Regions from separate parts of the Homo sapiens genome. Here region 2 is linked to region 1. The links are chromatin contacts, found by Hi-C or POLR2A ChIA-PET in ENCODE. All regions are on one chromosome and are shown on one strand. The core of a region is the stretch at or near the end of the contact, and the rest is flanking DNA. Distances in the headings are between cores, read along the strand shown.

Region 1 (6,667 bases), core at 2,452-4,951:
CTTTTACTCTTGCTCCCATGAACCCAGTTTTCTGTGTATAATTGCCCCTGACTTCTTCCAGCCCTGACGCTGCTTTCATTGTTGTTCTTGATATAAGCAAACAGTTCCAGCCTAATGAGCTTCGCTGGCAGCAACAGCAAACATTCTGGTTTTTAAACTACTGCCTGGGGGACCCTTACCTTCATGATTCCCTCATTTGTTCCCAGAAACCCAAAAGTGACTTTGTGGGTACTGCATTTCTTGAGGTGTTTTTCCCTCATGTTGTGATTTCTCCTCGTGCACTCCCTACTGTGTGTTGCTTATGGCTCCAGGGTAGAATACAGTCATTTTGATGGCCATTAAGAGCTACTTTATACATATTTCGAGAATTCAGAGACTAAACCTGGGTATTGACTAAATTGTCATTTTGATCCTCCAAAATTTCGAATGCTATGTTGTCTGGGTCCCATTCTAACAAATCGAGGCAACATTTATGAGGACACCATTTGCAAAAGAATGAAACAGAGGTTGCTTTGCATTAAGCTATTTGAAAATGGTCATGAGGCCGGGCACAGTGGCTCATGCCTGTAATCCCAGCACTTAGGGAGGCCGAGGCAGGCAGATCGCCTGTGAAAAGGAGTTCGAGACCAGCCTGGCCAACATGGTGAAACCCCATCTGTACTTAAAAAAAAAAAAAAAAAAAAAAAAATTAGCCGGGTGGTGGTAGACACCTGTAATCCCAGCTACTCAGGAGGCTGCAGCACAAGAATCACTTGAACCTGGGAGGCGGAGGTTGCAATGAGCAGAGATCGTGCCACTGCACTCCAGCCTGGGTGACAGAGTGAGACTCTGCCTCAAAAAAATAATAAAATGAAAAATAAAAATCAAAAAAATAAAAATGGTCATGCTTTCTAAACACAGAAAATAACTGGAATCAAACCTGAGAAGAGGCCAAAGCAACCACTGAGACATTTCGTTCCTCTTCCTCCTCCTGCTCCTTTAATCTGGAGGACTAGGATGTCCAGAGACAGAGGTGATTTGCCTGAGGCCAAGCGGCTCTGTCCACCACCTGCTGATTCCCATTACAGCCAAAGTGCCTCCCCTCTCAGAAGAGTGATTTTTAAACTCAAGTTTACATACATGGAACACTTGTACCCAAAAACTTACTTAAAATCCACCCTGGCTCTTTCAACTACTGCACTTAACATTCTAATGTGACATAATACCTGACGCATGGTTTCTCTGACCTACCTCCTAACCAACAGAATGCCTTGCTTTAATCAGGTTAGATGTCTTCCATACCAAAAATAGAAACGTGTAATTTTTAAATGAACATTTTAAACTCTACTTTAAAATGAACTAGGAATAGTCCCAAATTCCTGCCTTTCCACTCAGAACCCAAAATTAACACTGAAAAAGGCCTCAGCAGAGTGACAAAGCAGCCCAGGTACACACAGGCTTCATGGCATGCCAATCACCAGAGGTAATCATCCTACAGACCTATTTGCCACTGCAGACACCTCTTCCTAGAGTCTATACTTTGAAAGATTTTAATCTACCAAACAGGATTCATCAAGTAGAATTCATTTTTCAAATATTTATTTGCCAAATAAATATTTAATCGAGAATCAGCTTTTTGATCAACATGAGAACCAGTGTTACTATCCTGACTGATGTACTCTAATTCCAGCCAAGAAACCCAAAGTTTTATTTCACCTTGCAGCTGGTAAAATGTAAATATCTGCCAGGATTTTTTTAAAGACTTTAAATGTTGGGCAGACTTCTATTACAAGTGTCCCAAGGACTGAGGTTTCTAGACTGTATGTAAGTTTTCATTTAAAATTAAAAAAATAAACAAATAAACAAAATCACCTTATTTACATCTCCTACAGAAACTCAAAATAGGAGTAATACAGCCCACGGAGGACATTACAAACCTGGGCAAATCAGCTGAAAACACACTGTTCAAAACAAACTGAAATTCTAAAACCAAATAATTTTCTACACCTACATATGGCATACACTTGTGGGTACAGGGTCAAGTACCCTGTACATAAAGGGAGAAGCATATCTGAGAAGTCTAAAAGAAAAGATCCTCCTAGAATGCTCAGTATCAGAAACATAAAGAGGGTCCAAAAATGGGCAGAACTGGCATAACTTTTATATAGAAAGTACTTGAGATGATTAGATGAGGTGCAAGAACACAGAAACCATATACTCCATAAGAAGGGACTGGACTCTCTCTCTCACGAAAATCTGGAATTCTGTGAGAACACCAGATCTCAAGAGGGCATCTTCACTGGCAACAAGCAAATTGCTATTTATTAATATATGCTTCCTAAGGGTTACATCTAACTTGCACTAATAGGATGACAGAACAGAATGGCTATGACAGCAAAAGAGCTGGTCAGAAGAAAAGAGGAATGGCAGATCTTCTGATATTACAGCCTGTGTGCATTCTGAGACAAATTCTGAGCACAATTTCCTAACTCTGGGAACCATGTTTTATTAAACACACAGCAGGATCTTTCCCTGTGGTAGCTCAATGGCCTGAAGGTAACCAGATAATTGGCGAAGTGTTTGAATTTCCTGGATGCGAGAGGCCAATATATTCTTTTAAAATAAAACAAAACTAAACATTCCAACACAATTATGAAACCACATACCTTCATGTAAGAACTTACAATGTAAGTAGGTGGGTTGACTGAACCTCAGAGAGCACCCAGTGGCGTCAAAAGAAAATGTTAAGATTGGGACTCTGTATTACTTTATCCTGACCATTCAACACAAGTGATGTGTCTATTTCATGCTCCAAACACCTATTCAAGACCAAGGTAGCAAAGACCCAGCCACTTCAATAAGGATAACAACCAGTCTTTATAGTCTTGTTCCAAGAATTTGACTTTTCTTTAGCAATTTAACAGTAATGGTTGTTCACATCTACTAACATGTTCTGGAAAGTAACCTCAGAAACTACTAAAAAAAAAAAAAAAAAAAAAAGCAACTTTAATAAAATGCTGCCCTGTCAATGCTATCAAACACTAGTTACAGAGGCCTTCATGAATCCTAAGACCTCCAAGCAACTTCTCTGCCAACAAGTTCGAACCCTGAAACCACCAGCAGCAAAATGGAAAGGAAAACCCATTCATGCATACAGCAAAAGCAAGACAGGTTTCCCTAATGCAAAAATAAAGCACATTATTCAAATGGATTTCTTTAGCTGCCATGCTGATTCCCCTTGGGAACTTTCTCCTCCCCGCAGGAAAAGTGTTTGTGTCAGAGGTACAGATTGGAAACTCGTGACACCTCATTTATCCTCAGTTACACTAAGGCAGTAGGAACCTAATTTACTAGCACACTCCACACTGACAATTAACTTCTCGGTGAACATTAAAACAATTAGGTAACGACGCACCCCATCACATCTGTGTGCCTTCTCCATCTACACCTGGTGTCAATCAAGCCATCACCCTGCGCTGCACTTTTTGCTACGGTCCAACTGGTCATTCACGTACTCTGCCTAACACTTCAACTAATGTATTTTTAACCCATAAAACTAATGAGATCCCCACTTGTTAACAACATGGACAAAGTTGAAAATCTGTCCACTGGCAACCATATCATATCTCAGAACCCTGCCTGTGCAGCCAGTCTGAAGGGCACACATTGATGTTTCACACAGTTTAAATGCAAACTATGGGAAAGAACCAGTGCATTCCTGCAACTCGATTTTGCAACTCATCACTGTAGAATCCAGGTGGGTGACTCAGTTAGGAGGACTCATGGAAAGATAGCTGTGCAGGTGACACACAGGGCCGGTTAATGTTGAGGCAGGACAGGGTGCTAAAACCACGATGCCTTCGTCACCACCCTCTCATTTGTAGCTGGCCCTTCTACCCTCCTCCAGGCAAAACAAAACAAACTCTGGAGCAGACAATAAATACAATTATTTAAAATTAATTTTTAAATAACCTCATGACACTGCCGTTCCCCAGCTCAGGACCTAATCACAGCAAAAACAAAATCTCTATGTCAAAGCTTTTTTGAAAGCATGGTTTCTAAGAGCTGCTCAGCTGTTTCTGTGCCTCTTTGCTCTCCAGCCCCTGTTGAAATACTTGCTAATGCAAGAAATGGCCCTGAAACTAAAAAGCCATTAGGTCAGGACTTGACTAAGTCATCTGTGTATCGGACAGCACTTACATTTATACCTCCTTATCTCAAAGATGAGGACACAGAGTTTGTTGTCCACCTATGTCCCAGTGAGGAAATGATAAAAAGATTATAGGGACAAAAGAAAAAAACCTGCTCACAATTGCAGGTTTTCTAATTACAGAGCACAAACTCAAGTCAAAAAGAGGTTTTGGAGGGAAAAATTGTTCTCTCACTTTTTTTTTTTTAAGAGTAAAGATGCCCTATTTTCACTGTAATCACAGTGCAATAAAACCTGAACGTTAATCCAGTCCCACCAAGGCCCCGATATCCACCTGACTTATTGCATCCACAGTAAACAGACACCTCTACCTGGTACAGGCTCCTGACAATCTAGAAACCACTGGGGCTTTCCTTTGAAGGGTTCACCCTATTCACAGCAGTGATGCCAACTTTCTCAAAGAAGAACCATTTTTTTAAGCAGAGTTTTAAACTTGGCCAGAAGGGAAACCTGCCCAGGAGTCTGCTTAAGAAAACCTAAGTGTTTTCCATTGTGCCCAAAAATTGAAATTTTAGGTGACTCATCTCAGTTTTAGCCTTTATTTCCAGGCAATCTCTTAACATGTCAGGTCATGATTAATTCATAAATATTTAGGCAAAAACAGTACCTCCTAGGCTGTGTCTACTTTTGAGAAATTTGATTATCAGGAAAGTGATCACGTTAATAAGCAGCTGAGATCAGTTTCACGGTGCTGACATGCTGAGAACCATCAGTAACTGCCACCTTGGCACGTGGACCCTTATTTCCATAACCGCCTGTGTAATGTGTATTTTAAAAAGGGAGAGAAAACCAAGGCTGGGTGCGGTGGCTCACGCCTGTAATCTCAGCACTTTGGGAGACCAAGGTGGGAGAATCACTTGAAGCCAGGAATTCGACACCAGCCTAGGCAACATACTGAGACTCTGACTGTACAAAAATTAAAAGAAAATTGTTTTAATTTAAAAAACAAATAGGAGAGAAACCCAGAAGTAACTGCATTGAATGTAATGAATGATGCATTCACTGCCGTCTTGCTACTCTGCAAATGGCGGTGGGAGGAGGGCATTCCCTAAGCACCTTCTATGCTGTCTGCTACCCTCCCACCTGAGGCCTCCTAACCCCCTCCCTGTGAGGCAACCACTACTATCACCATTTATAGATGGGACTAGGAAGGCACAAAAGGATGAAAAAGCCTTGCCTGTGTAGCCAGAATTCCACTAAAGTCTGCCTTTGTACAAAACTCATGTTCATTCTACCACCCCTGATGCCGCCATGGTTCCCATAGGCCTCCGGGAATGAACGTGATTTTTCTTTTTTTTTCCAGAAAAAGACCAACAGTATTCTTTTCCAAAGCAAGCCTCACATCTTAACTCCTCCTTGCCTTCTATAATGTTGTCATTTTGAGACAAAGTGATGGATGGGTGGTCCTAACTAGGATTTGGTCCTGCCTCTGACAAAATTAACTAGTCAAGAACAGCTAGAGAAGAGTAACAAAAGAAAGAAACCACTTTATATAAAACAAGGTGATGTTTGTCATAATTATCTCTAGGCAAGTTCTAAATACAAACTCCTGGTGATTTTAGAAGTCAATTACAGAGTGACAACATGGTCGCTCAGATTACTAACTCTCAATCTGTTAACTAAGTATGTGACCGGATGCACCCAGCCTCCTTGATAAAACCATGGTGCTGTGCCATATGACCTGAAAGACAGATGAGTGGTGCTTAGACTGTTCTGAGTTAGGAAGCCCTTTCTGAGAATTTGATGAGTTATAGTCTCTCCCCAGAATTCTGCAAAAGAGCACGGACCCACCCAGTCCATCCATGAATGCCACTGCGTAGGTCTATACACCGTCTGCTCTGGAGTCTCCTCCAGAGTCTCCTCCCTTTTCCAAATAGTGATCACACTAGCTAGGTATTTCAGTGCCTTACATTCAACAAATGTTTAACTGTGACATAAAATGGATCACTGCAAAATGATAGCAAGTATACGCAGCACCTCAAACAGTACTCGGGCACATAGTCAGGGCTCAACAAATATTTGTCAAATGACTCAAAGTATTTAAAAGCATGCCCTATTATAAATTTTTTTAAACCATACAACTTTTTGTCAATTATCTCTTTCAAGCAGATAAAAATAGCATTCCCTTCAGCCAAAATTTAATGCAATTTATCCTTAAATTAATTAAAATATCTAAAGTTATTTTTTTATTACTACTGAATGCTACTAAGAAATAATGGCCTTTCTTAGGTCATTTCATATTTCTCTGCTCAAGAGCTGCACTTATATAAGAAAAAACAGAAATCAAAATTTTAAAACAGCCAAAATAATTTTTTAAACCAAAGCCAAACCTCTATAAAGTTGCTAGCTTTATTGTTCATCCCTTTCAGAAATAAGAAACTTTAAAGCAGTTTCCATAAAAACTTTCACTCTTAGAACAGCCATGTGTCACTAAACAACAGGGATACTTTGTAAGAAAGCCATGTCAGGCAATTTCAT
Region 2 (6,667 bases), core at 3,106-5,605, 980 kb after region 1:
CAACAGACTTAGCCACCCTAACCACTTACTTTATAACTCAGCATATTACAGATGGAGGTATTCTTCCTGACACTCCAGGAGTTCCTGCAATAAGCTGGGGAAGCTGTGTAAGCAACTGCAGTATCCCAGAACTGTCCCAGAGAGGCCTCCACAGTTGGCCCTTCGCAGACTTTGGAGAGCTGTATCTGTACACTCCACTGCCTGCAGCCAGGTTTACTCAGTAGAAGCCCCACTATCCAAACAGAGTGGGTTTCTAGTCAGAAATGAGCATCATCACAAGCTGGTAAACACAAACAAAGCCCCCCACATGGCCCCTTTCTTTGAAGGGTAGTACAAATCCAAGGGTCAGCGAGCAGGAGAATATCACCAAACAAAAGGAAGCTGTGTTTGCTCACCATGAAACACGAGCAGCGCATGTCTTGGGGAGGATTTACTGTAGCATGTCCAAAATAAACGGACATGGGTGAGTGGGTGAGGGTGGGGTGGTATTCCTGCTTCAAAGTCTCCTCCACGCTGCTCCTGGAGCAAGAGACCCCTTCAGGATTTCTCCCCACAGGAAAGCACTTATGAGCTTGCCATTTGTAGATTCACTGTTTTTATCTGTTTCAAACTGGAAGAGATGACAGCCCTTCTGTTTGCTTTCTGTTGATGTTAAACAGATGCACCGGTCTATTACAGCCACATGGGCCTAGTTCAAGATGAGGCAGCAATAGGAATGTAGTTGCTCCTGGGCCAATGTGGAGAGAATGAATTTGCCTATTATTTTGTATATACATTCAATATTTTTATTTTAAGGTTCCAGTATTCCCAGTGGGTCAAACTATACCTACTCTTAGCTCTTTTCAGAAGCCAAGAGTTCTCCTCAACAGACCATGAGATAGACTCCAGGAATTCTCTATGACTTCAAAATCAGCTATTATTACTTCAGGAGATAAGATCGAGTCTGCAAGTATTTATTTTCTCAAACCATGATTTGGCTGTGAAAGGCAATGAAACAGGAGAAGAAAGAGTTGGGGGAAGTAAGAATGGAAAAAAGCAGATGTTGGGTTGGTCTTTAATTATTTATATATTTTTAAAGTTTGAACTTCATTTGAACCAGTTTGAATTCTTTGGGCTTTCTGATGGCTGGACATCATAGTGAACGAAGCTGCCACCCACACTGGAAAATCCTCACGTTTTCTAAAAAGGATTTAAATTTAGATATTTTACAGCTCTGCTTCTGGAGTAAGATGCAATAAAAACTGAATTGAAGATATTTTAGGTTGCAGAATTTTTACACTTTTTTCCTGTGTAAAATAAGATTTTTGTAGGCATTAGAAGTCTCAGATCATTTTTGGAAGTGGGTAGGGGTTTAAAATATAAACAGATTAAATTAGTAATATGATGACAACCTGGATTCAAAAGTTTCTATGAAGTTTGAATTATAGATAACATTACCTCAGAATTTTTCCCTTAGAGGAAAACAGTTCTGAGATGGAAATGAAACTGTGGCAGACATATTCCATCAGGTGAAGGACAACTGGCTCCTGGCTTATAAATACCCAGGTGGAAAGTCATTTGGAGAAACCCAACTCTAGAGACTTGAATATGCCTGAAGTTTCCAGGAATAGATGTCAAAATAGGACAAGCTTCCGGAGACAAGGAAACTCAGACTGGCCCTTTATGCCACTGCCCTCCCACTGCACTGAGTAGGATAGTCCATCTTAAAGAGCATCGAGAGTTACAATATTCTGCAAGTTATTTCTTTGAACTCCCCCGCTTGCCAGATGGTATTTTCTTCCCCATGGTGATTCAACTATATGATGACCAGGTACCCAGAGTTTACTATGGAGGTCTGTACACAATTGAGAACAACCTTATGTAGAAGCAATATGTGTCCCAAAAGATAATGTCAGCTTCTTATGACAAAGAAAGCTTTTGTTCTGAAAATTTTCACTTAACACCATGCATTAATGTTCATTTGCTTGTTTGTTTGCTTTGCGCATTTTTGAAGACTTGGGATTATAATCGCCCGTTTTCCACCAATAAATACTATAGCGATGGATACACAATGAAAACCAATCATTCTACAAAATTAAGTGTGTTAAATTGAACATCTACAGACAATTGTTGTTTTCTATTTGACAGATCCTATAATGAAATGGCTAAACTTTAAAAATCTTTTCTTTCTGTAATTAGATATGTGTCCAAAAGGAAAAATATACATGTATTAGATTCGGAGCCTGTTTAGCCCATTTTCACACTACTGATAAAGACATACCCGAGACTGGGTAATTTATAAAGAAAATGAGGTTTAATGGAGTCACAGTTCCACGTCGCTGGGAAGGCCTCCCAATCATGGTGGAAGGTGAAAGGTATGTCTTACATGGCAGCAGGCAAGACAGAATGAGAACCAAATGCGAGGGGCTTCCCAAGATGAGATTCGGGTGGGGACACAGCCAAACCATATCAGAGCCTATATGTATATTTATATACAGATTCCAAATCTAATTTTGAAATAAAGATATAAACAATTGTTAGCTTTTTAAAAAATGAAGCTAAAATATGATTTTTATGAACAAATTATCTTTGGATTATCAAATAAAATGTTGCATGTCTTTAATGAGAGCAGTGAACTAATATATGAGTAAAACTACACATTTTAAAGCTGTGATCATCTAAGGCTTTGCTAAGGGAATTCCAGTTGATAACATGATTCCTCCTCTTAATTAATAGCCACTTGGGATGTACTAATGAAAGACTAACATGTATTAATTCATTCAATACACATGAGAGTCCAGTTATACATCAGGTGCTGTAAAGGAGCTTGTAAAGGAGTTTAGTGGAGAAAGTGGGCATGTAAACAATAATTATATGTAGGGTGAACAGTTCAATAGAAGAGGCCTGTATGAGGTATTATAAGCAGGAAGAGATAATCAGGGACTGCCTCACAGAGGAGGTGTTCTCTGAGCTCAAGTTTAAGGTCCAAGTAAATCTTAACCCCTACCCCAAAAATGTAGAAAATGCCAACCCCATTAGCAGGTGCACTGTAGGGGCTCCATGATCGTAAGTTCTCTTATTCCCTCTCCTGATATTCTTTTAAGCTATGGGTTGTTATTTTTAAAACGTCTCTAGATTTCCCAAACTTCAACCTTGGCAGTCACATTCAATAATTAAAATTTTCCCATAACTGACACAAAGACACAATTATATTAAACATTAAATATTAACTTGGTTGCCTTCAAAAAACTATACAGTCTACAAAGATGATCCTAACCTCTCCATTGTATACTTTATATATACTTCATGTACAGTATTCTATTCTGGTTATCAGATTATCATGGAGACATGAGTAAACATAAGTCTGTACAGGGGTTAATGACAAGACAATGAAGGAATTTCAAGCTTTGCAAATAGAGTCAGTTGAAAGAACTATGTATGTTTAGCCTAAATAAAAAGGAAAACATTGCTTTTTATAATTTAAAATCTATCATGTGGTAGACACATTTGACTTATCCTGAATGTCTCCAAGTAATATATTCAAGACTAGGTAATAGAAGTCATAGGGTGATAAAATGTGGCTCAATTTAGGGAAGAACTTTCTAATGCTCAAATACTCCTCATCAAGCTTAGAGCAAACAATCTGATAGGCCTTACTGAGATATATTCAACATCACCTAATTGGCTGGATGGATGCATAGAAAAGTCCATTGCAGCACTGATATTCTGCGATTCTATGATATCTAATAGAAGCTAGATTTGGGGTATTTTTTGTTTTGTTTTTATTTTGTCTAACAAAATAAAATCTATTTTTCAGTCTAACAAATGATTCATGGAAAATATCAAGTAAGTCATTCTGTGAAATTTTTGCACCTCAAATTGTGTATGTAATATCCCATTATTCATATACATATAGAAACATGTTGGTGACTAATATTCACTTCTCAATATTTGTATGATAAATGAAGTCCAAAAATACTCTTGATATTAATTGACAGCCTTTGTAAATACCCCCATCAGTTTGGAATAGAAGCAGGACCCTTGCAAAGATCAGAAGGCAATGTCCTACAGTGAGAAAATTGATACCATGAAACAGCAATTCTCTTTGAAGCTCAGAGAAGAGGTCCACAGAGGAAATTTAAACACACAAAAGCCAAGATTTGCCAACTATGGGGAAAAATGTCAGCATCTGAAACTATTTCAAGCAGCAGTCTAATTTCTAGCAGTGGTAAATTGTCAAGACTGGACTGAAGAGGACCAGTGAAGTGGTGCTTTCCTCCCCTAAATCTCGTGTCTTAAACAACTCTCATAGCAACTGGTTAGTAGGGTCAGAGGACCCAAGAAGCCAAAGGGCATTTGTCTCAGCATCTGTGGAGTTCACAGCACATGTTATCCTTGGACATTACCCAGTGGCCTGGTGTGGACAGAATCCACTGGGCTTAGTTTCATAGAGATAAGCAAACACTAACAGCAACTGAAAGTAAACTTCAGAAACACATTTTTATAAAGGAGCCTGTGAGTCTGAGATTACACTTATAAAATCATCTGTACAAACACTCCTGGGACCACTCCTCCCTCCAGCCAAGTCATATGTATATGTATACACACAAGCCTCTTGAATTTTTATTTACATAACATAAAATTAATCATTTTAAAGCGAACAATTCAGTGGCATTTAATACACACACAATGTTGAACAACCACTGCATTTATTTAGCTACAAAAGAATTTCATCACACCAAAAGGAAACCTCATACACGTAAGCATTCACTCCTCTCCCTGCCTTCCCCAACCTGTAACAACCACCAATCTGCTTTCTGTCTGTAGGGATTTTCCTATTCTTGATATTTTATATAAATGAAATACAATTGGAGAAGTGGTCTTTTTCCACTTAGACAATTTTTTTTAAAGATTAAAAAACAGTTTATATATTTTTTACTATACTTTATTTTGGGGTCCAAATTTCCTTATTTGGGATGTTAAAAACTACACTGTCTGTTTGTACAGCTCTCCACAAAGTACCTTTACTCCCTTCTTGTACTTTGATCATTACAGCTATTTTACAAAGCAGGCAGGGACAACCTTATTATCACCATTTTACAGGTGAGAATATTGAGGCAAAGTGATGTGCTCCAGCAGCCCCACAGCAAAGTTACACAATGGTCTCTGGTCCCCTCATTCCACTGTCTTTTCTGCAGCACCACACAGGTTCCTATCTGAGCTCTTACTAATGCATCTAGCCAAGCCTTCTCACACTCAGAAGATACACTCAGAAGATATTCTAATATAGCCTAGGTTCTGTATTTTATTTTTAATTTCAAGAGCATATTTTAAATGAACAAACTAAATGGAAATAGCTTTTGGATGTATCATTACAATTTGCACTTAATAGAGAGCTGTTTTGACACATAACAGTTACATATGACTGGAAGTAAACTGTGCACACAAGACCAAGTGCACACTATTCCAAGTCCAAATCTCCTCTTGGAGTCAGTTGGAAGTCTGCTCAGCTGCCAAGTCTTCAGGTCTTGCGTGGTGTCTGGAGCTTGGCTTTTCTATCTGTACAGTAAAAAGTTGGACAGAAATGACCCTTAAGGTCTCTTCCAGATCAAGATTTTACAATGTTTAGCTAAGCACCAGCTCAAACTCAACACTGAACTCATGTGCTTCATCCACACAAGGTGAATACAACTATTTGAAAGATGAGTCAGTCAAAAGGTTTCTTTCATTATCAATGCCAACAGCCATTCCATTTTGCTGAAAATTTTCAGGACATCGTGAATGTTCTTTATGAAACTCACTATCCCATCTAGATTTTATTGACTAAATATTTTGTATGTAAATAGACAATGCATAAAAAGGCCCTAGTAATTTGGTGATGGCCACATTCTTGCCTTTCTGGTATTAGGCAACATTTCAGACGAGGAGCTCATTCCATGGTAGAGCTGTTCATATTCATCGCTCTTGAATTGTATGCAGTCAAATTAGAAGGACTGCCAAACAGCATTTTTAGCATGTTCATAGACATGTGTTTCCAACCTGGTGCTTAAGCCCAATCATTAACTTGCCATCAACCAAAAATTAATATCTGAATCTTGTTATGCCCCCTCTATAGATTTTCCTGGGTTAGGTTTTATTTTTAGCGGTAGCTTCTGCAATTCACCCAGGATAGGGGAGTAGTCAGATTTAGCAGGGCTAGACTGCCATCTAGAGACCAGAATTTGAGTTCCAACGTCTTGCTCCTCAGTGAGCTTGCTCTTTAACAAAAGCAGCAAACTGCCAAATGAAGCTTGAGTTTGCTTGGGCAAGGTGGGAGATGCACCCCGAATCTAGAGATCATCAAGAGCAAGGAGCTTGTGGTGGCCCAGCTCTGAAAGCCTTCCAGTCACTGAAGGTTAGGTGGGACCTTAATGACAATGAGTAGATAGAACCCTGCCCCCTGGCTCAGGAGTGAGCTCTTAAACTTTGTCTTATAAGCAGAACCCCATTTGCTGGAAGTGGAAACTGCACTCCATGGCAGTTAGAATTTTTACCCAGAAAGGAAGGAGTTCTTCTCTAGAGCTGAGAAGGCTAAAAATGTCTTTCATTTTATGTGAGAATCCAGTATCCATATTTCTCATGAAACTCGAATCTGCCTTTCATTTTTCTGCTTGAGCCTAACTTAAGTTTATATATCCTGGCCACATTT

Evidence for each region. Hi-C counts contacts between places; a loop is a spot of excess contacts on that map. ChIA-PET counts read pairs that join two places held with the same protein, here RNA polymerase II (POLR2A). Pooled maps may share reads with other maps.
Region 2: a loop to region 1 is called in a pooled map, with 5 times the contacts of the local background. The contact joins two enhancer-like sites. A Hi-C loop is called at or near these places in 1 of 168 maps with a recorded cell type or tissue (HepG2) and 4 of 50 pooled maps. POLR2A ChIA-PET finds 5 or more read pairs at or near these places in 1 of 52 experiments (BJ).

Annotation. Positions count from the first base shown.
Region 1 is chr9:81,622,955-81,629,621 of GRCh38, forward strand. The region is part of intron 8 of TLE1 (TLE family member 1, transcriptional corepressor); the gene reads right to left. Among named protein-coding and RNA genes, the nearest start is that of TLE1, 63 kb to the right of the region's middle. RefSeq lists an enhancer at 794-1,317. Within about 2 kb of position 3,702, at least 2 of the 41 ENCODE cell types and tissues checked have a DNase peak (open chromatin) inside an H3K27ac peak, as active enhancers do.
Region 2 is chr9:82,600,761-82,607,427 of GRCh38, forward strand. The region is part of intron 2 of LOC107987087 (a long non-coding RNA gene); the gene reads left to right. LOC105376110 (a long non-coding RNA gene) reads right to left here and starts at 967. Exons shown (of 5, transcript XR_001746780.2): 1 at 396-967. Within about 2 kb of position 4,356, at least 4 of the 41 ENCODE cell types and tissues checked have a DNase peak (open chromatin) inside an H3K27ac peak, as active enhancers do.